4 separate regions of the Homo sapiens genome follow, and regions 1, 3 and 4 are each linked to region 2. A link is an interaction called in ENCODE POLR2A ChIA-PET data of the cell type or tissue named here. Cell type or tissue: HepG2. All regions are shown on one strand.

Region 1 (5,000 bases), 63 kb after region 2:
AGACAGCCACTACTGTGTGTACCTGACTGTCTAATTGCCATCTAAGCAGAGTTCCTAACCCCTCAAACCACAGTGCTCCATCCACAGTCAGACACAGCTGAAAAGGTACAGGAGGAACCTAACATGCAGAATGGCGGCTTTCTCATGATTGCAGCTCCTAAATTACTGAATTTAAGTCAACTACTAGAATCTTTCTAGGCACAAAGTTTGTTATTCATCTATGTCATATGGTGATCTGCTGAGTTCACGAGGAAAAAAAATTTTAGTATTTTCACCAAACCCACCGTAGATGCAAGACATGAGATGAACGACTGTCATAATTATTTGACACATATGTATTCAGTTAAACAGAACTTAAAGATGTTTATCCAACATGTATATTACTCAGGAGCCTGGTTTTGTCTTTTTATTTTTATTTTTTTTTTTTTTGAGACAGAGTCTCACTTTTTTGCCCAGGCTGGAGCGCAATGACGCGATCTCGGCTCACTGCTGCAACCTCCACCTCCTTGGTTTGAGCAATTCTCCTTCCTCCTCCCAAGTAGCTGGGATTACAGGCGTGTACCACCACACCCAGCTAATTTTGTATTTTTTTTTCTTTTAACTAGAGACGGGGTTTCACCATGTTGGTCAGGCTGGTCTCGAACTCCTGACCTCAAGTGATCTACCTGCCTCAGCCTCCCAAAGTGCTTGGATTACAAGTGTGAGCCACAGCGCCAGACCAGGATCCTGTCATCATTACTTAACTCTTTGCTCTTGGTGCTATTTTAAGGGTCGCTGAGAAGATGATGAGTAATTTTGCCAGTTGGTAGAATTTAAATGTATTGATAAGAAGTTTACTGGGGCCAGGTGCAGTGGCTCATGCCTGTAATCCCAACACTTCGGGAGACCAAGATGGGTGGATCACTTGAGGTCAGGAGTTCAAGACCAGCTTGGACAATATGACAAAACTCTGTCTCTACTAAAAGTACAAAAATTAGCCAGGCATGGTGGCGTGAGCCTATAATTCCAGCTACTTGGAAGGCTGAGGCATGAGAATTGCTTGAATCTGGGAGGCGGAGGTTGCAGTGAGCCAAGATTGCCCCACTGCACCCCAGCCTAGGTGATGAAATGAGACTTTGTCTCCAAAAAAAAAAAAAAAAATTGTTCATTGGGGTAGATCACAATTTAGAGCTGAATGGGCCTCAATAGAGACAATAAATAGTTCAACTTGAGGAAGAGGGGGAAAGAGAAAGAAAAAAGGAGAAGAAATGAGACCCAGACAAGTTAAACGTACCCAGGAGTCCACACATACAGATCTGAATAGTGGAAAAAGAATACGGACTAGAGACCAGAATTCTAGTCCAGCTTGAACATTAAATAACCACGTTATCCTCCAAAGGTCATTTTCCTTTTTGGCATTAGCCATCTCCCTATAAAACTAAAAGATTAGATTCATGGTCCCTTTCAGCTCTAAAATTTCATGCCTGGCTGGGTGCAGGAGCTCACACCTCTAATTCTAGCACTCTGGGAGGCCAAGGAGGGAGGATCACTTGAGCCCCGCAGTTTGAGATCAGCCTCGGCAACACAGTGAGACCCTGCCTCTACAAAAAAAAAAAAATTAGCTGGGTGTAGTGGCACATGCCTGTAGTCCCAGCTACTTGGGAGGCTGAGGTGGGAGGACTGGTTGAGCCCAGGAGGTTGAGGCTACATTAAGCCATGATTGTGCCACTGCACTCCCAAGTCTGCCTGGGCAACAGAATGAGAACCTGTCTCAAAAAATAATACTAAAATAAATAAAATTCCATGTCTAAAAATCTCTTCTTTTTTATTCCCAGATATCACCCTGTATATAATACAGGGTCCTCACAAAATGAGGTTTAACCCATTATTGAAAAGTCATAAATTCAATTATCTCCTTGTATCAAGAATAAGAGGTTGACAATTTGGCAATCATTATTGAAAGCCTGGGTAATATGATTTTAAGGATGTACCGTAATGCAATAAATATGGATGAAGCCCAAATGTAAGGCTTCATGACTAAATTGGTTCTAAAAACAAAACAAAACAAAACGGTATGGGCAAATACCCTAGATGACACACAACAGAAGACGGGATAGGAAACTGTGGTGAGGATCCAACACTATGCAGAGATTAGAATCAGTATAAATACACTGAATGAAAAACCCACAAAACTCTGCAGAATGATCTTTGTAATTCTGAAAGTTATAATGCATGGGACAAAGTCTACAAAACTCTATGGCAAATTTAACAGTGGTTATCCCTGAATGGCAAAAAATCCCTTTGTCTCACTGCTTTATTTCTTTTTCCAAAATAAATCTTTTATTTACATAATTGTTAAAGTTTAAATGGGAATTTTCTTACCTTTAGCCACTGGCCAAGTTGCTTCAAACACTTCTAAACATAACCATATTTACCTTATACAGATCTTCACAATGATACAAAGGAACTGCAATGATAGTTTCTTTCTTTTTTTTTTTTTTGAGACGGAGTTTTGCTCTTGTTGCCCAGGCTGGAGTGCAATGGCGCAATCTTGGCTCACTGCAACCTCCACCTCCCAGGTTCAAGCAATTCTCCTGCCTCAGAATGATTGAAGTTTCAAAGTATGAATAAACATTCCTATTCCCTAACAAAAATAAACATCAGGATAACCCCAAACAAAAGAAAGTATAAGAACTCAATGTCTACACATTTTCTAGGGGGTTATTTCTTTGTCACACATGACAAATCCTCTCATGAGTAATGTCTGTCCTTGACTGGCTTATCTCAACATCTCTGGAAGAGGGAAGGAAATAGGTGAGCCTCTCTCGCTCTGAGGAACAAGAAAAGGTGCATTCACTAAACACATACTTCCATTTTTAATGAAACTAATGAAATGAAATTTAAACTTGTCAAATTTTTATTTTAATAATTCAAGACTTAAGCCTAAAATGAACACATGTATTAATATTTTCTAAAATATGTGTACTATTAACCTTTGATTTATTTTAGCCACAAGGTGGCAGGAATTTCCACGTTAAGTTCTGTCTTAAAGATACAGCCGTATTTGAGGACTCTTCTTAAGTGACATTCATAGAGCTTTAACTAACAGAGGCAGCTACAACCACGTTAAAACTAGCTGCCTGGCTCCTCAGCATCAGTGACCAGCCATCACTGGAAATGAAGTATACCAAACAATAACAGGGGAGCAGAAGCAGCAATCAAACATGTTGGAAAAATACATAATAGCTGCTAACTTTTGAGCTCTACCTTACAGGTATTATGAAACATGTTTTGGAGGCATTATCTTAGTTTTTCTCAGTAGCCTCATTAGCTAAAGACTACAGTTATTCCCATTTTAGAAATGGGGCTGAACCATAACAGATTAACTTGACCAAAGTCAGCTAGAAAAGTGGTGGCACACAGTCTGTTCCATGCAACTGGGCTCTGGAATTGAACTCTTAACCTCCAAGCTCACTCATACTTTCACAAGTACATCAAGGTCACATAGCCTTCCAAACAACAGATGTTACAAAGAGAAAACTGAGAATTACCAGCATAGCCCTTTCACCTAAAGATTGAGCTTTGGGTGGCTACCGAGAAACATGGAGAAATGACACCAGGTTGGTTTAGGCAGCAGGCTGTCATGTTTGGAACCCATGGAGCAGGCCTATGGGGTTCATTGGAAGTCCAGGCTCAAGCCACTTCAAACTGCTCCAAGCAGCCCAGAACCAGTGGGTTAAACTATAAATACATGCATATATGCACAAATATTTGTTTCTCTTTAATCTTCACTTTGTAGCTGAGAAAACCAAAGCTCAGAAGTCAAGGTTACTAAGTCAGGGCTACCTGACTTTGGTGTTTACGCTTTCTCTGCTACACCCAATGCCTCTCAAATAAAATTAATTCTCCTCACAGAATGAAAACATATTCCATATCCCTTTTAAAAGCTTATTAGAAAACTGATAATTTTTTTACCACTGTAACACAAAACTGAGTTTTCCACTCCTTAGATTAACTTTTAAAAATACCTCATTGCTTTCTAATTTTCTCAATCTTTGAATTCTTGCAGAGGGAGTGAGAACAATACTCTTATAAGGCCGCTTGACAGGGAGGAACTAAAATTAGGTAGTCCCTCTCCAAATATTCTTATTGGCAACTTTTGGTCAGTATTTAGTATTTAATAAATGTTAACTGACTGAATATTAGAACAAAGGACATGAAGACTACTTCCCTAATCAAAATGCCTAATTTATTTAAGTTACCTAATTACTAAATTATACAATTCTTAACAGCCTTTTCCTTCCTCCTTGGGATCAACAGAAGCCTACCAATCTCTTAACAACTACGCTAAAGAATTTTGAGAACACCAGTGTGTCTACATTCAGTTTGCTGTCGTGGTTAGGATTCTTTTCAGCAATAATTCTGCCTTGACTAGCCAGTCTACCTTTCCTGTGCTTGCAGTCTTAATGCTTTGTTTTTTTGTTTTTAAAGGAGGAAGGCTAAAATGTCAATTACTTTATCCCTACCAAAGTTCATCTTATGCCTCTTCAAATCTACATAGCTTATGTCTCCAACTTATGTTCTCCCATTCAACTAATTAACTATTAAATAAGCATTTTGTTTCCCTTTAGCTAATTTAAGTTTTCAAATAAGGCCACAACAACAGGTCTCTGACAATCTCCAAATATCCTTGGGTTTATCACATCATCCTATATTTTCCAACAGGGACTTGGCTCTACCAAGTATTCAGTATAAATCTTTGTAAAGTAAAACATGGCCGGGTGCAGCGGCTCATGCCTGTAATCCCAGCATTTTGGGAGGCTGAGATGGGCAGATCGCTTGAGCCCACGAGTTCAAGACCAGCCTGGGCAACATGGTGAAACCCCATGTCTACAAAAAAAATACAAAAAAAAAGACTGCCAGTCTCATAACCCAGCCTCAAAATAAATAAAAATTAAAACAATATGGAGCCTCTGCTTTCTCCCTGCCCTCACTTTTATCCCCAGTTCTACTGAGGGTAT
Region 2 (5,000 bases):
AGAATCACTTGAACCTGGGAGGCGGAGGTTGCAGTGAGCCGAGATCATGCCATGGCATTCCAGCCTGGGCGACAGAGCAGGACTCTTTCTTGAAAGGAAAGAAAGGAAAAGGAAAGAAAAAAAGGAAAAGGAAAGAAAAAAAGGAACAGGAAAGAAAGAAAAAGGAAAGAAAGGGAAAGAAAGGCGTGTCCTTGGAAGCCACTCACACCTCACTAGGACTCAGGCTTGGACCTTTTCCCAGGAAGCTAAGGCAGCCTCTTGATATTTTAATAAGGCTGAATATGGATCAGCCTGTAGTGTTCCTGAACTCATTAGCTACACTTCTCAGAATTTCTTTGCAGTTTGGATTTGTGAAACCACCAGGCAGATAGGAGAATTGATTGGCCACAACTGTTTGGGAATGAATGTCTATTGTCAGATGCTTTCCTGAAGTGTGACCAAAAAGTTTGGAGTAGTAAAGTCCAAGGCCAAAGTTCCAGCTTGACCTGCTCTGTGAGGTGTTCCCTCACCCCCCTAGGTGGAATTAATCACTCTGACCTGCCTTCCTAGAACTTGGGGCTCCCTACTGTGGTGGAAGTGTTCCTTCAAGGGACTTGCCCCCAAACCACAAGCTCCCCAAAACGCACTGGCAGAGGAGGCAGGCTTTGTTTCTTTTGCCCAGCCCTCTAGAGTTCAGCAGCCAGAGGTTCCCCTCACCCGTTAATCACAATGCCTCAAATCTCACAATAATTCCAAAATGGAGGAACCTCATAAAACTGGGATAAGAAAATGAAAAGCAGAAGTTTTACTGGATTGTCAGCAGAGCTGATCAAAAGAAATCGGAGGCCCTTTAGAAATCAGGTTTTGGCAGAAAGAAAACAACCCAAGGTCTGGTCTTATGACATAGTGGGGAGTGAGGCCGTGTCGCACCTGTGAATCAATACTTAATATCACAGTTCAGCTCTGGGGACAAAACACTTCACAGGCTGTGGTAGATATGGCAGTAAAAACCCATGGGCTTCTCCAGGGGTTGATACCGTCACTGTGGTATTCTCCTGGCCTGTAACATCACCTCACAGCACCTCCAAGTTGCATCCCTTTAGGGGTTTCCATTCCCCCCAAGTCCATTGTGAAAGGGGCCCCCTGAAGTTGGCTAATTTGGGGCCCTGTAGTCCACTCTCCTTACCTCTGCCTCAAGACCCAGGTCTGTTCAAATAGCACCTCCCTGCAGAGACTTTTCCAGCTCTGGGGGAGAATTGCTGCTGTGTACCACAGCAGGTGGGCTCTCCTCTTTCAAACACAATTACACGGTATTGATGACATTTAATCATCATCTCTCCTACTCTCTGGGAGCTCCCTGGGTACAGATACTATGTTTTGTTTTTTATTTATTTATTTATTTGTTTATTTTGAGACGGAGTTTTGCTCTTGTTGCCCAGGCTGGAATGCAATGGTGTGATCTCACCTCACTGCAACCTCCGCCTCCTGGGTTCAAGTGTTTCTCCTGCCTCAACCTCTTGAGTAGCTGGGATCACAGGCACCTGCCACCATGCCTGGCTAATTTTTTGTATTTTTAGTATTGGCCAGGCTGGTCTCGAACTCCTGACCTCAAGTGATCCACCCACCTCGGCCTCTGAAGGTGCTGGGATTATAGGCGTGAGCCACCACGCCCAGCTGAGACAATGTTTTATTCATCTTTCCTCTCTCTGGCCTTAGTCCAGCGCCTGGCACAGAATGTTCACTTGAACCTTGGTGAGGCTCCTTGGGAGGGTGAATCACAAGTCTACGCAGAGTGACCCACAACCTGCAAAGCCCACCTACCAACATCGGGGTGACAAGAGGGGACCCCAATACCAATTTCTGAGGCTGTGGGAAAAACAGTCTGGCTCTGTGACAGGGCCCAGTAATCCAAGGGGCCAATGTGAGTGTTCAGAGGCACAGCTTCAGAACAAACAACGGCTGTGAAAGCTGAGGAAACAATGCTGCAAGGGATGGGAGTCACAGCCTGCACTTTGGTTCCACAAATAGACTAGGCAAATGGTGGAGGAGCGGCCTCCTCACATGGGAACCTCCTATGGGAGAGGCTGCAAGCAGTGCTCTGGGACGCTTGCAAACCACAGGCTCGGTGCCCTGAGAAGCCAACAGCTCATCTCATCGCAGGCCTCGGTGCCCACCCCAGGCTGCTCTCCCTGCCCTTACAAGCCCGGAAGACATGCCTGGCAAACCCACACAGAACATCTGAGTGGGACAGACAATACGAACCCCACAGCCCCAGGGGAGTTTGGGGTGCAGAGAGCTAGTACCTTACTCCTAGGTTTATAAAATACAAAGTCCCTGTTTGTCTTCTCTTGAAAAGGATTTTGTCTTCCTTCCAATGAGGATATTTACAAAGTGGGGGACAAAATAATTTTAAAAATATAAATATACAAATCCATAGTATTTATAACATTATAAGAGAGGTCATTTTAATCCTGGCCCTTCCTTCTGCAAGGTCTCTGGAGGGCAGAACCAGTACAAAGGCAGTGGAAATCCAGGAAAAAGGATTAAGTTTACATGAGGTGGGAATATTCACCAACAGCTACAGCTGCCTGGTGGTGGAATGAGCTGTCCTATGATGATGGGAAGGGTAAGCTGAGGCTGCAGGGTGAGCAGTGATTCCAACATTTTAGTTATAATGAACTTTTGTCGTAAAATGTATGGCTCTTTAAATGTCTGTTATTGAGCTCGGCATGGTGCCTGTAATCCCAGTGCTTTGGGAGGCCAAGGCAGGAGGATTCCTTGAGGACAGGAGTTTGAGACCAACCTGGGCAACGTAGCAAGGCTGTGTCTCTACAAAAAGTTAAAAATTAGCCAGGCATGGTGGCATATGCCTGTAGTCCCAGCTGCTCAGGAGGCTGAGGCAAGAGAATTGCTTGAGCCCAGGAGTTCAAAGTTAAGTGAGCTATGATCATGTCACTGCCCTCCAGCCTGGGTGACAAAGAGATCCTGTCTCAAAAAAAAAAAAAAATCATTCAGTACATGCATGACAAAGAGCTACTTGAAACAAAGCCACACTTTTAAATTTTTATTGAATTGCAATACCATCTACACCTATTTGCTGTGAGGGACACATTTATTTGGCCCAAAGACAATGTTTGATGCACATGTGGATTTGAGGGTCCTCTGCTGTCAAAAGGGGGTTCATGGTCCACAGCTTAAGAAACACAGATGCATAATAAATTCATGCATTGAGTAAGCAGAGGTCAGAGTGATAAGCTTCCCAGTATCAAAATTATATAAACGTAGTCATTTATACACTATGTGCCAGTCCCGTAATGTGTGATGTTAAGGTCCCTATGGTCCAGTATGGGCACATCAGGAAGCTTGCGCAATCTCTCCCTAGTTTAGCCCTTGGGCCTTTGGCCCAGCCTGCTCTGTATTTCTCTGAAGCAAGATCCTGAGGTCTGTGTGGTGTCATCTCCCAAAGTAGGCCCCTACCTTCTCCCCAGCCCCTGAGGCTAGCTGCAGAGAAAGTGTTTGTGACTGCAGCTTCTCACCTTCCCATGAAGCCCCAGGACACAAATTTGGGAACCTTTTGGCTCTGCTGCTAACACAGCAAACAGGAGGCTCCCAAATTACCACACCAGGGATGTAATTAGGGTCTGTAATAGGGAAGTCCTTGTACTAATGGACTGTAGTTAATTTATAATTCCTGACTCAGGAAGTTGCTTTTGGCTTCAATCCTCTGGCTCAGTACCCCAAAGGTAGTGATTATCAAACCACCCCCACTTCTGATTCTGCCTTTACTAAGCAACCAATGTCTGAAAACAATGTCCAAGCCCATGAGTAGATGGCAGTTTTGGGGGAAAGAGGGGCATTTTGCATTTCTGAGAACCTCTCTAATTTTCCTCAGGAAATATGACCTGTAAAAATGGATTTTGGTAATTAACATTAAGGACATGCATAGTGCTGGCAAACCTTGTCTCTGAAATCACAGATGATGAGAAACTGTTGTTTGGAATCATTTCAGTGAGAATGGAACATCCCGGTCTTGCCTGAAGACTCCGCATGGGGGTCATTTCACATCATTCCACACAAAGACACAGCTTCAGCATCAATCCTCCCCAAGGGCCAGCACTCCACATTTATCTTAACTTTTATAGTTCTAAGGAACAAGGACCCTGAGTCTGTTTCTCAGCCCTGCTGCTAATCAGAATGTGATGTTCCTAGTGAAGCCTAAAATAATGTTTTTAATAGGACATGATTCTCCCCAGACCACACGACTCTTGTGAGTGACTGACCAATAACATCTCCAGCCCCTGTGAACATTCTCCTGTCTCCTGAACAAAGATTACTGAGAAAAATTCCTAAACTTCCCTTGCTTCAGGACAGCACCCAGTCCACAGCTGACACCACTTCCTCTGATCTCTCCTTAGACTCACTGAGCATAAGCACGAGCCCTAAACAAAGCCCCTTCTAGTCCCTCTTCCTGAGCTGCTCCTCTGTCCTCCATAGCATGCAGTCTCCCTTGCTACAGCGAGTTAATAAAACTAACTTTGGGCCAGGTGCGGTGGCTCACACCTGTAATCCCAGCACTTTGGGAGGCCAAGATGGGAGGATCACAAGGTCAGGAGTTCGAGCCTAGCCTGGCCAACGTGGCGAAACCCCGTCTCTATTAAACATACAAAAAAATTAGCCAGGCGTGGTGGTGCACGCCTATAATCTTAGCTACTCAGGAGGCTGAGACAGAAGAATTGCTTGAACCCGGGAGGCGGAGGTTGCAGTGAGCTGAGATTGCACCACTGCACTCCAGCCTGCGTGACAGAGCGAGACTCCGTCTCAGGAAAAAAAAAAACTTTGACCACACGTGTTCCTGGTTGTCTTTTTCTGATGGGCTTTATCATAATGACTGGGTTCAAGCCATTTCCTCTCCATGAGGTCAATTTGTAGACAGATACTAATTTCCATATGATTACTACATGCCAAGCACTATGGTATATAATTTGTGCTGCATATTTTATCCAATTTTTCGAGACTCTGTG
Region 3 (5,000 bases), 110 kb after region 2:
TCAGGAAATCAAAATACGGCAAGTGGGGGGTGGGGGTGGGGATGGCCTTAGTACTGAGAAAACTCTTGCTTTTCTGGTTGCTGATAATAAAATTAGACACAGCATTAATAGTGCCCTGTCACTCCCAATTGGTTTACTGTTCTAAAACCCTACCAGGAGACCTTTGCCCTCCCCAGTCTTAACCTTGTATATTTTGTTCATTAAAACTGGAGGTAGAAAGACAGGAAAAGAGCAACAAGTGAAGGTTTTTATATACTTAAATTTAAAATGATGAGCACTGCATACACATCTCTAGTGCTGAGTCACATGGAAAAATTGAACACGCATTTCTTTTAAGAGGGTAAGTCCTGTTCAGTCTCAATTCAACCAAAGGTTATCTACAAGAAAAAAGCAAATCACTTATGAGTAGTTACTCTGTTCTTGAGAAATGAAAAATTCAAATTCACCTCTTTTGAAATTTAAAAGGCATCAAAAAACAATATTCAAAGAAACAACTTAAACTTTAGTTCCAGGTTCTAGATCCAGACAAATTTCAATAAGCACACCCACCTTGTTTCTCCCACTGAAAGCAGTTAAAAAATCTAGACAGAAAGTATCAAACAATAATTTGAAGACTCAAAGTAAAGATAACAGACAGACTAGGAACTCTATAGTACTACAGAAACTGAAGTGATTTGCTTCTTTTTTTCCCTCTGCTATGCCCCAGCCTAGACTCAGCAGCAAAAAACTTTCAAGTTGTTAGTGGATACAGACAGATCTTAGGAGAAGCCTTGTAGTTTAGGCTGGAGAAGCAAGAAAGGGGAACCGGGCCGCACAGCAGAAGGTGAGAGGAGGTGAGCAGGCTTAAATGCCTGAGCCCCGCCTCCTGTCAGATCAGCAATGGCAGCGTTAGATTCTCATGGAAGTGCGTACCCTATTGTGAACTGCGCACGCGAGGGATCTAGGTTGCATACTCCTTATGAGATTCTAACCAATGCCTGATGATCTGAGGTAGAACAGTTTCTATCCCGAAACCACTCCCCTTCCCCAACCATGAAAAAATTGTTTTAATGCATAAAAAGAGTTTCTGAACTCTTCAACCAGGGCTGTATGGATTTCCTGAGAACAAACAAGTCCATCTTGGTGAAAGAATTCGCCTTCACTGATGTGAAACTAAAGGTTGAGCAAGTTTGCTTCTGGAGAAGAATGCTGTGGACAGGCTTACACATGATGATGGAGCAATGGAAATATTAATGCTGGGTGATTAACACAGACTCTACAACCGGTGAGTTCTCTTCAGAACCTCTGGACGACTGTTGCAAAGAAATAAAAGCCATGATCAAAATTTTCTGATTAAAAAAAAAAAAAAAGAAAGAAAAATTGTCTTCTACGAAACCAGTCCCTGGTGCCAAAAAGGTTGGGGATCACTGATCTAAAACACTGATGGAGGGAAGAAGCTATAGTTCCAAGGGGATGGATTGAACCTGTTTGCTTCTTTTCCGTCTGTTTGCCTCTCGTTAGCCCTGGACATGTATACAGTTACAGGAAGTGCACAACCACGCAAGGTATCTAAGGTCCTTGCTTTTCTGATTGGAGAATCAAAAAGGGAAGCCTCAGGGAAACAAAATACTAATCAAATTGTGTCCGGAATTGGTTTCTTCCAGTGGGTTCTCGGTCTCGCTGACTTCAAGAATGAAGCCGTGGACTCCCACGGTGAGTGTTACAGTTCTTAAAGATGGTGTGTCTGGAGTTTGTTCCTTCAGATGTTCAGATGTGTCCAGAGTTTCTTCCTTCCAGTGGGTTCGTGGTCTTGCTGACTTCAGGAGTGAAGCCGCAGACCTTTGCAGTGAGTGTTACAGCTCTTAAAGGTAGTGTGGACCCAAAGAGTGAGCAGCAGCAAGATTTACTGTGAAGAGCAAAAGAACAAAGCTTCCACAGTGTGGAAGGGGACCCTGGCGGGTTGCCACTGCTGGCTCAGGTGGCCAACTTTTATTCCCTTATTTGGCCCCACCCACATCCTGCTGATTGGTCCATTTTACAGAGTGCTGATTGGTCCATTTACAAACCCTTAGCTAGACACAGAGCACTGATTGGTGCGTTTTTATAGAGTGCTGATTGGTGTGTTTACAAACCTTTAGCTAGAAACTGAGTGCTGACTGGTGTGTTTACAATCCTTTAGCTAGACAGAAAAGTTCTTCAAGTCCCCACCTGACCCAGAAGCCCAGCCACCTTCACCTCTCAAAATCATGGAGACAGAGAAGCTCATTCAGCTTCAACATCATGAAGTTATTAGAAATCAATAAAACAGATAAAGCTCTGCAAGGCTGATGAAGATTTTAAGAGAGAGAACACAAAAATTACTAGTATCAGAATTAAAAAGTGGAGATATCACTAGAGACCCCACAGACATTAAAGGATAAGCGAATACTACAAAGCTTTATGCAACTTGTCCATGATGATGTAGTTATTAAAAAAAAAAAAAAAGAAAAAAAGAAACAACTTGGATGAAATTGACCAATTCTTTGAACACTACAAACGACCCAAGATGAAATAACCTGAAGAACACTATAATTACTGAAGATATTGAATTTGAGCATAAGAAAAAAAAAAAAAGGGCTGGGTGTGGTGGTTCATGCCTGTAATCCCAGCACTTTGGGAGGCCGAGGCAAATGGATCACCTCAGGTTGGGAGTTCGAGACCAGCCTGACTAACATGGAGAAACCCCATCTCTACTAAAAATGCAAAAATTAGCTGGGCATGGTGGCGCATGTCTGTAATCCCAGCTACCTGGGAGGCCGAGGCAGGAGAATCACTTGAACCAGGAGGCAGAGGTTGTGGTGAGCCAAGATTGGGCCATCGCACTCCGGCCTGGGCAACAAAAGCAAAACTCTGTCTCCAAAAAAAAAAAAAAAAAAACTTCTGAGAGAAATTATTCAAGTGGTTTCACAGGTGAATTCTATCAAATACTTAAAGAAATAACACCAATTCAGCAAATCACTTCCAGAAAAGGTAAACATGTTTTCCCAACACATTTTAAGGCTGTGTTACCCTGATAACAAAATCAATGGCAATACAAAAAACATCAAACTACAGACCAATATCCTTCATGAGCAGAGACACAGTAAGTCCTCAACAAAAATGTTAGCAAATTAAACCAAGCAAAAAGAATAAAATACCACAATAAAGTGGAGTTTATCATAGGAATGCAGGGTTGGTTCAACATTTGTGGGGGGCAGGGGGCGGGGGGCGGGGGGGGGGGGAGTCAATGTAATTCATTTACAGCCTAAAAACTACATGATAATATCAATTCATGCAGAAAAAGCATTTGAAACAATCCAACATTCACTCATCATATAGATTGTCAACAAACTAGAAACAGAAGGCAATGTCTTCAACCTGATAAAGAGTATCTACAAAAAACCCACAGCTAACATTTTATGTGATGATGAAAGACAATGTTTTCTCACAAAAATTGAGGAAGGGTAAGGATGTCAACTCTCATTGGAGGTCCTAGACAGTACATTACAGCAATAAAAGAAAAGGCATACAGACTATAAAGGAATAAAACTATGCCCATTTGAATACATAATTGTCTAAGTAGAAAATCCCAAGCAATCTATTAAAAAATAAAAAACAAACTTTCAGAACTAGTAAGTTTAGCAATGTCAAAGGATATAAGGTCAACACACAAAAATTTAAAATACTTCTACATACTAAAAACAAGTGGAAGTCCAAACTTAAAAAATAATATTCACCTACTATTTAGAAAAAAAAACAAAACAAAATAACAAGTGTTGAAGTGGACATGGAGAAGTTAGAACACACTTGGGCACTGTTGGTAGAAATGTAAAACAGTACAGCTGCTATGGAAAACAGTAATGGCAATTCCTGAAATAATTAAAAACATAATTGCTATAACATCTTTTTCACTGGTTTATTCAAGGAGAGGAAAAGAAGAACTGCTATAACATCCAGCAATCCCACTTCTAGGTACATACCCAAAAGAATTGAAAGCAGAGTCTCAAAGAGATATTTATTCACCTACATTCACGGTGGCATTGATCACAATAGCCAAAAGGTAGAAGCAATCCATATGCCCATGGACAGAAGAATAAACAAAAGGTAGAATACACAGACAGAGGAATACTACACTTAACTTTCAAAAGAAAATTCTGACACATACTACGACAGCGGTCCCCAACTATTTTCGCACCAGGGACTGGTTTCATGGAAGACAATTTTTCCACGGACAGAGAGTGGGGATGGGGGGGATGGCTTCAGGATGAAACTGTTCCACCTCAGATCATCAGGCATTAGATTCTCCTAAGGAGTGAGCAACCTAGATCCCTCAACGTGTGCAGTTCACAATAGGGTATGCATTCCTATGAGAATCTAATGCTGTCACTGATCTGTCAGGAGGTGAAGCTTAGGCAGTAATGCTCGCTCACTTGCCACTCACCTCCTGTGGTACAGCCCAGTTCCTAACAGGCCACAGATGGTACCAGTCTGAGGCCTGGGGGTTAGGGACCCCTGTGCTACAACATGGTTGAACAGCATACTAAGTGAAATAAGCCAGTCATAAAAAGACAACTTAGTAAAGTTGATAATTATTCCAAAAGGGTTTTTTTGTTGTTAACTTATTGCAATCCCAATAAACATCCCAGCAGAATTTTTGTGTATAGACTTGCTGGTTCCAAAATACACGTGGAAAAGCAAAGTAAAGACAATAGCCACAATTCTGAAAAACAATAAAGTTGAAGGAATAATACTATTCAATTTTAAGACTTATAAAGATACCGTAACCAAGAAAGTGTAGTAGCAAAGGGACAGACACATAAATCAATGGGATAAAAGAGTCCAGAAACAGACCCACACAAATATGGTCAATTGATTTGTAACAAAAGTGTGAGGGCAATTCAATGGAAAAGGAACAATATTTTCAATTTTTGGTGTTAGAATGAGACATTTACATGCAAAAAATAAAACCACAGCCTGTGAAGCATACATTACATAAAAATTAA
Region 4 (5,000 bases), 84 kb after region 2:
TTAAACTCTGCTGGGAGGAGTGTTACTTGAGATATTTCTCAAAATAAATTTAGCAATTAAAAAAAGCCTTGAGGCCAGGCGCGGTGGCTCACGCCTGTAATCCCAGCACTTTGAGAGGCCAAGGCAGGCGGATCACCTGAGGTCCGGAGTTTGGAGACCCTATCTCTACTAAAAATACAAAAATTAGCCGGGCATGGTGGCGGGCACCTGTAATCCCAGCTACTCGGGTGGCTGAGGCAGGAGAATGGCTTGAACCGGGAAAGCAAAACTTGCAGTGAGCCAAGATCACACCACTGCACTTTAGCCTGGGCAACAGAGTAAGGCTCCATCTCCCAAAGAAAAAAAAAAAAAAAAAAGAAAGAAAGAAAGAAAAAGCCTTGAGGCTGGGCACGGTGGCTCACACCTATAATCCCAACACTTTGGGAGGCCCGAGGCAGGCGGATCGCTTGAGTCCAGCAATTCAAGACCATTTTGGGCAACATGGCAAGACCCCATCTCTACAAAAAATACAAAAAATTACCTGGGAATGGTGGTGCATGCCTGTAGTCCCAGCTACACGACAGGCTGAGGCAGGAGGTTGGCTTGGCCCAGAAGGCGGAGGCTGCAATGAGCCAAGATCAGCGTGGGCAACACAGCGAAACCTGTCTCAAAGACCAAAATTAACTAACTAAATAAAAAAACCTTGAAAGATTGCTAATCTTTGACCTGCTAATTTTATTTCTGTTCAATTGTCACTAAAGAAATCAGCAGGAATGTGGGTGTAAATTCATCCACAGATATGTTCACAACTGTGGTAATGGTTAAACATGAGGAATGGTTAAGTAAATTACCAGTTACACATAGAACAGAAAAAACATCCATTATAAACTTAAGGAGTCCAATTACATAATGTTTATGACAAAATTTAAAAAAAAAACTGTGCTAAAAAGAAAAGAACAAAAAAATAAAACCTTTGTGCTTCAAAGAACACTATCAAGAAAGTGCAAAGACATAGATAATGGGAGAAAATATTTGCAAATCATATATCTGATAAGGGACTTACATCTAGCATATACAAAGAACTCTTAAAACTCAACACTAAAAGGCCAAATAACCCATTTTTTTATGCAGAGGAAGTGAATAGACATTTCCTCAAAGAAGATATACAGATGACTAATAAGCACATGAAACAATGCTCGACATCATTAGTCAGTAGGGTAACAGAAATCAAACTAAAGTGACTTATCGCTTCACACCCACTAGGATGGCTATAATTGAAAAGACAAATAATAACAAGTGTTTAGGCAAAGGATATAGGGAAACTGGAACCCTCAGACATCGTTGGTGGGAATGTAAAATGGTACAGCCTCTTTGGAAAACTGTCTGGTTGTTCTTCAAAAAGTTACCATATGATCTAGCAATTCCATTCCTGGGTATACACCCAAAAGAACTGAAAATCTATGTTTACACAAAAACATGTACACCAGTGTTCAGAGCAGCATCATTCAATGGAAACAACCTAAATGTCCATCAGCTGCTGGATGGATAAACAGTAAGTGGTATATTCACACAATAATTATTACCCAGCCATAAAAAGGAATGAAGTACCTACTAAAATCTGGCTGCACCTTGAAAATATTATGCTAAGTGAAGGAAGCCAGACATAAAAGGCCACATATATATGATTCCTTTTATATTAAATGTCCACAATAGGCAAAGCTAGAGACTCAGAAAGTAGATTAGTGGTTTCTAGGGCCTGGGAGGAGACTGGAAGATAGGAGGGGCAAGTGACTGTTAATGGCTATAGGGTTACTTTTGGGAGTAATTAAAATGTCTTAAGATTAGTGGTGATACTTCCAAACCTTTAGACTATACTAAAAACCACTGAATTGTATGCTTCAGAAAGGTGAATTTTATGACATCAAATATAGTTCGATTTTTAAAAAAATTAAAAATGTTTAAAACAGGATATAAAATTATACATGCAAGACCCAACGATGTTGAAAAATGCCTAATCATTAAACTGAACTATTAGTCACGGAATAATGTTGCCATTGGGAGAAAGACTTTTTCTTTTCACTTTTCAAGTTTTCTACAAGGAGTATATAATTTTAGAATCAGGAAGAAAATGAAAACAAATATCAAATCTGAATTACACTGGCCTTTAGATAGTTTTCAAAAAAAAAAAAATGCCAGGAAAATAGACATTTCTCTTCTTGGTTTTTTTTTGAGACAGAGTCTCGCTCTGTCTCCCAGGCTGGAGTGTAGTGGTATGATCTTGGCTCACTGTAACCTCTGCCTCCCAGGTTCAAGCAATTCTCCTGTTTCAGCCTCCTAAGTAGCTGGGATTATGGGCGTGCACCACCATGCCAGGCTAATTTTTGCTTGTTTTTTTTTTTTTTTTTTTTTTTGAGACAGAGTCTCGCTCTGTCGCCAGGCTGGAGTGCAGTGGCATGATCTTGGCTTACTGCCACCTCCGCCTCCCAGGTTCAAGCCATTCTCCTGCCTCAGCCTCCCGAGTAGCTGGGACTACAGGTGCACGCCACCATGCCCAGCTAATTTTTGTATTTTTAGTAGAGACGGGGTTTCACCATGTTGGCCAGGATGGTCTCAATCTCTTGACCTCGTGATTCACCCACCATGGCCTCCCAAAGTGCTGGGATTACAGGTGTGAGCCACCGTGCCTGGCCTTCTCTTCTATTCGTAAGGCTCCCCCGGAAGAGTACTGGAGAAACACAATTGAATGAGCAGAACCAAATGTATGAATTATTTGGAGACCAAGCAGAGGAAAAAAAGATGCTTACCACACCAACTCATTGTGGCATATTGAACACACTGCTAGGACAAGGTCAGAGTTCTATGGAAGAAAGCGGACTAGTGGAGTCCCTCCCTCCATTAGCATTTGTTTCCTATGATGGACATGTGTTTCATAATAAGTTCAGCTGCTTTTGAACAATGGGTGGACAAATTATCAGTGTTACAAATGTCTTTGAAATTTTTTCCTTTTGAAATTTATTGGTGGGGTGGAGCAGGTAGTTCTACAAGGCAAACCAAGGTTTCCCCACACCCACTGTTGCTCTGTCTCAGCTAGTGTGTATTCAAGATAAAGGCATTTTTTGATCCCAGCCATGTTCTCTTATATCTGCTGTAGTTAAAAAACTGCTTAAGTCCACAAGTACTGCTTTTGGTCCAGAATTCTATTAATCCAACTTTTCACTCAGATCCTACCCCTCAGATGTGATTCCACTTCATGTTGTTTAGAAAATATTTGGGTACCAATTTGGATAGCACCTATTGCGAATGAACTGGGACTAGAAGCAGGCATTCTCAAGTAATTTTAAAGGTTTTAATGAGTAACAGGGGTCCATTAATAATCAAGGAGAAGTTATGGTTAGCAGAAGACAGTTCAGTTAATGGCAAATCTTTTAGGAAATCAATTCTATAAAACAGTAAATTGCCCTCACAGAAGCTCTATTCACCAACCAAGTTCACCTGGAGTTTAAAGATACTACAAAACAAAATCTCAATTTTCTAGTCTTCAAACTGCTCCTCCCCATGTGCCTGCTTCTGTCCTCAACAGCAGGATTCCAGAGTTGTGTCTGCAACTCGCCACTCCCAGTCCATACTTGGTTTGGAACCTATATGCTCTTATAGCTTATATTTGGTCCCTACAAAATATACATCCATGCACTGGCTATACACGGGGCAATTCCATGCATCTCTTATTGTTAACGAGTGAAGTCTTACACAGGTGCACTTGAGAGGTCAAGCCATGGTCAGCTAACTGGTGAGAGGTCAGGGGATGCAGAGAATTTGAATGTCAACTTCTAAGATGGGTTGGGAAAGTCGTAACTTGGTAATGTCTTTAAATATAAAAAGGCTATTTCAAAATTAATGTTCAGCCGTGAATACAAAAGAATACCCACTGCACTGTGAATTTTGAGGTAAAAACCGTGGAGACTGCCCACTATGCCTCTTTTTTTTTTTTTTTTTTTTTTTTGAGATGGAGTCTCGCTCTGTTGCCCAGGCTGGAGAGCAGTGGCACGATCTCAGCTCACTGCAACCTCCGCCTCCCGGGTTCACGCCATTCTCCTGCCTCAGCCTCCCGAGTACTAGGACTACAAGTGCCTGCCACCGTGCCCAGCTAATTTTTTGTATTTTTTAGTAGAGACGGGGTTTCACTGTGCTAGCCAGGATGGTCTCGATCTCCTGACCTCGTGATCCATCCGCTTCGGCCTCCCAAAGTGCTGGGGTTACAGGCATGAGCCACCGTGCCCGGCCTACTGCCCACCATGCTTCTTGGCCGATGAGTGGCATCCATGCAATTTAATATGGTTCAAGACTGTCATACATTACTCTCATCCACTCCCAACTGATTCCCTACTAACTACCTTTAAACTAGAACACACTATGTCTTCTTACTTCTAGGACACAATCCCTGATCACCCCAGTCTTGGTTAACTCCCTGTACTGGGATGAATAGCGCCCTTTAAAAATTCACCAGTACCTCTGAATATAGCTCTAATCCAATGACTAATATCCTTTTAAGAGGGAAATTTGGACGGACACACACAGGGAGAACACAACGTGACTACAAAGGCAGAGACTGGGATGATGCAGCTACAAGCCAAGGAACAGCAAAGATTGGGCACAGCCACTAGAGGCTAGGAGGAAGTCTTGCCAGCACCCGATGGCAGACTTCTGGTTTCCAGAACTAGGTTTTAAGCTTCCCAGTTTGTGGAAATTAGTTACAGCAGCCCTGATAAATTAATACACCTCTCTCCCATCTTCCATAGTAAGCACCCACCTCCAACCTAACCCAGGGGCTTGTTTTTACTGTGGAAGGCCATTCACTTGTCCATGTCTAAATCAGACTCAACTTCACAGCTGTATCTAGAACAGGCCCTAGCACAGAGCTATAGACTTTGGGACTCCCACACAGCAATGGAGAAATCCCTCCTCCCAGAAGTCTCTATATCCACACAGTAATCAGCCACCAAACACACTGGATTCTTCACACA

Evidence for each region. Peaks named below come from ENCODE experiments on the same cell type or tissue, not always from the same donor. Only the 100,000 strongest peaks of a DNase experiment are listed, where the experiment ranks them.
Region 1: POLR2A ChIA-PET joins it to region 2 with 5 read pairs; 16 of 35 experiments call an interaction of 5 or more read pairs at or near these places.
Region 3: POLR2A ChIA-PET joins it to region 2 with 5 read pairs; 5 of 35 experiments call an interaction of 5 or more read pairs at or near these places.
Region 4: POLR2A ChIA-PET joins it to region 2 with 5 read pairs; 4 of 35 experiments call an interaction of 5 or more read pairs at or near these places.

Annotation. Positions count from the first base shown.
Region 1 is chr7:23,354,811-23,359,810 of GRCh38, forward strand. The region is part of intron 5 of IGF2BP3 (insulin like growth factor 2 mRNA binding protein 3); the gene reads right to left. Among named protein-coding and RNA genes, the nearest start is that of SNORD65C, 39 kb to the right of the region's middle. RefSeq lists silencers at 1-70, 3,620-3,914. In HepG2, a CTCF peak has its summit at 3,025 (motif pointing right); DNase peaks (open chromatin) are centred at 2,351, 2,691 and 3,601; H3K4me3 peaks cover 408 bases.
Region 2 is chr7:23,291,913-23,296,912 of GRCh38, forward strand. No RefSeq gene overlaps it. Among named protein-coding and RNA genes, the nearest start is that of MALSU1, 4.9 kb to the right of the region's middle. In HepG2, no CTCF peak of the experiment used is centred here; DNase peaks (open chromatin) are centred at 429, 1,989, 2,889 and 3,359; H3K4me3 peaks cover 1,883 bases.
Region 3 is chr7:23,404,734-23,409,733 of GRCh38, forward strand. The region is part of intron 3 of IGF2BP3 (insulin like growth factor 2 mRNA binding protein 3); the gene reads right to left. Among named protein-coding and RNA genes, the nearest start is that of SNORD65C, 11 kb to the left of the region's middle. In HepG2, no CTCF peak of the experiment used is centred here; no DNase peak of the experiment used is centred here.
Region 4 is chr7:23,376,203-23,381,202 of GRCh38, forward strand. All of the region lies in intron 3 of IGF2BP3 (insulin like growth factor 2 mRNA binding protein 3), which reads right to left. Among named protein-coding and RNA genes, the nearest start is that of SNORD65C, 18 kb to the right of the region's middle. In HepG2, no CTCF peak of the experiment used is centred here; a DNase peak (open chromatin) is centred at 2,919.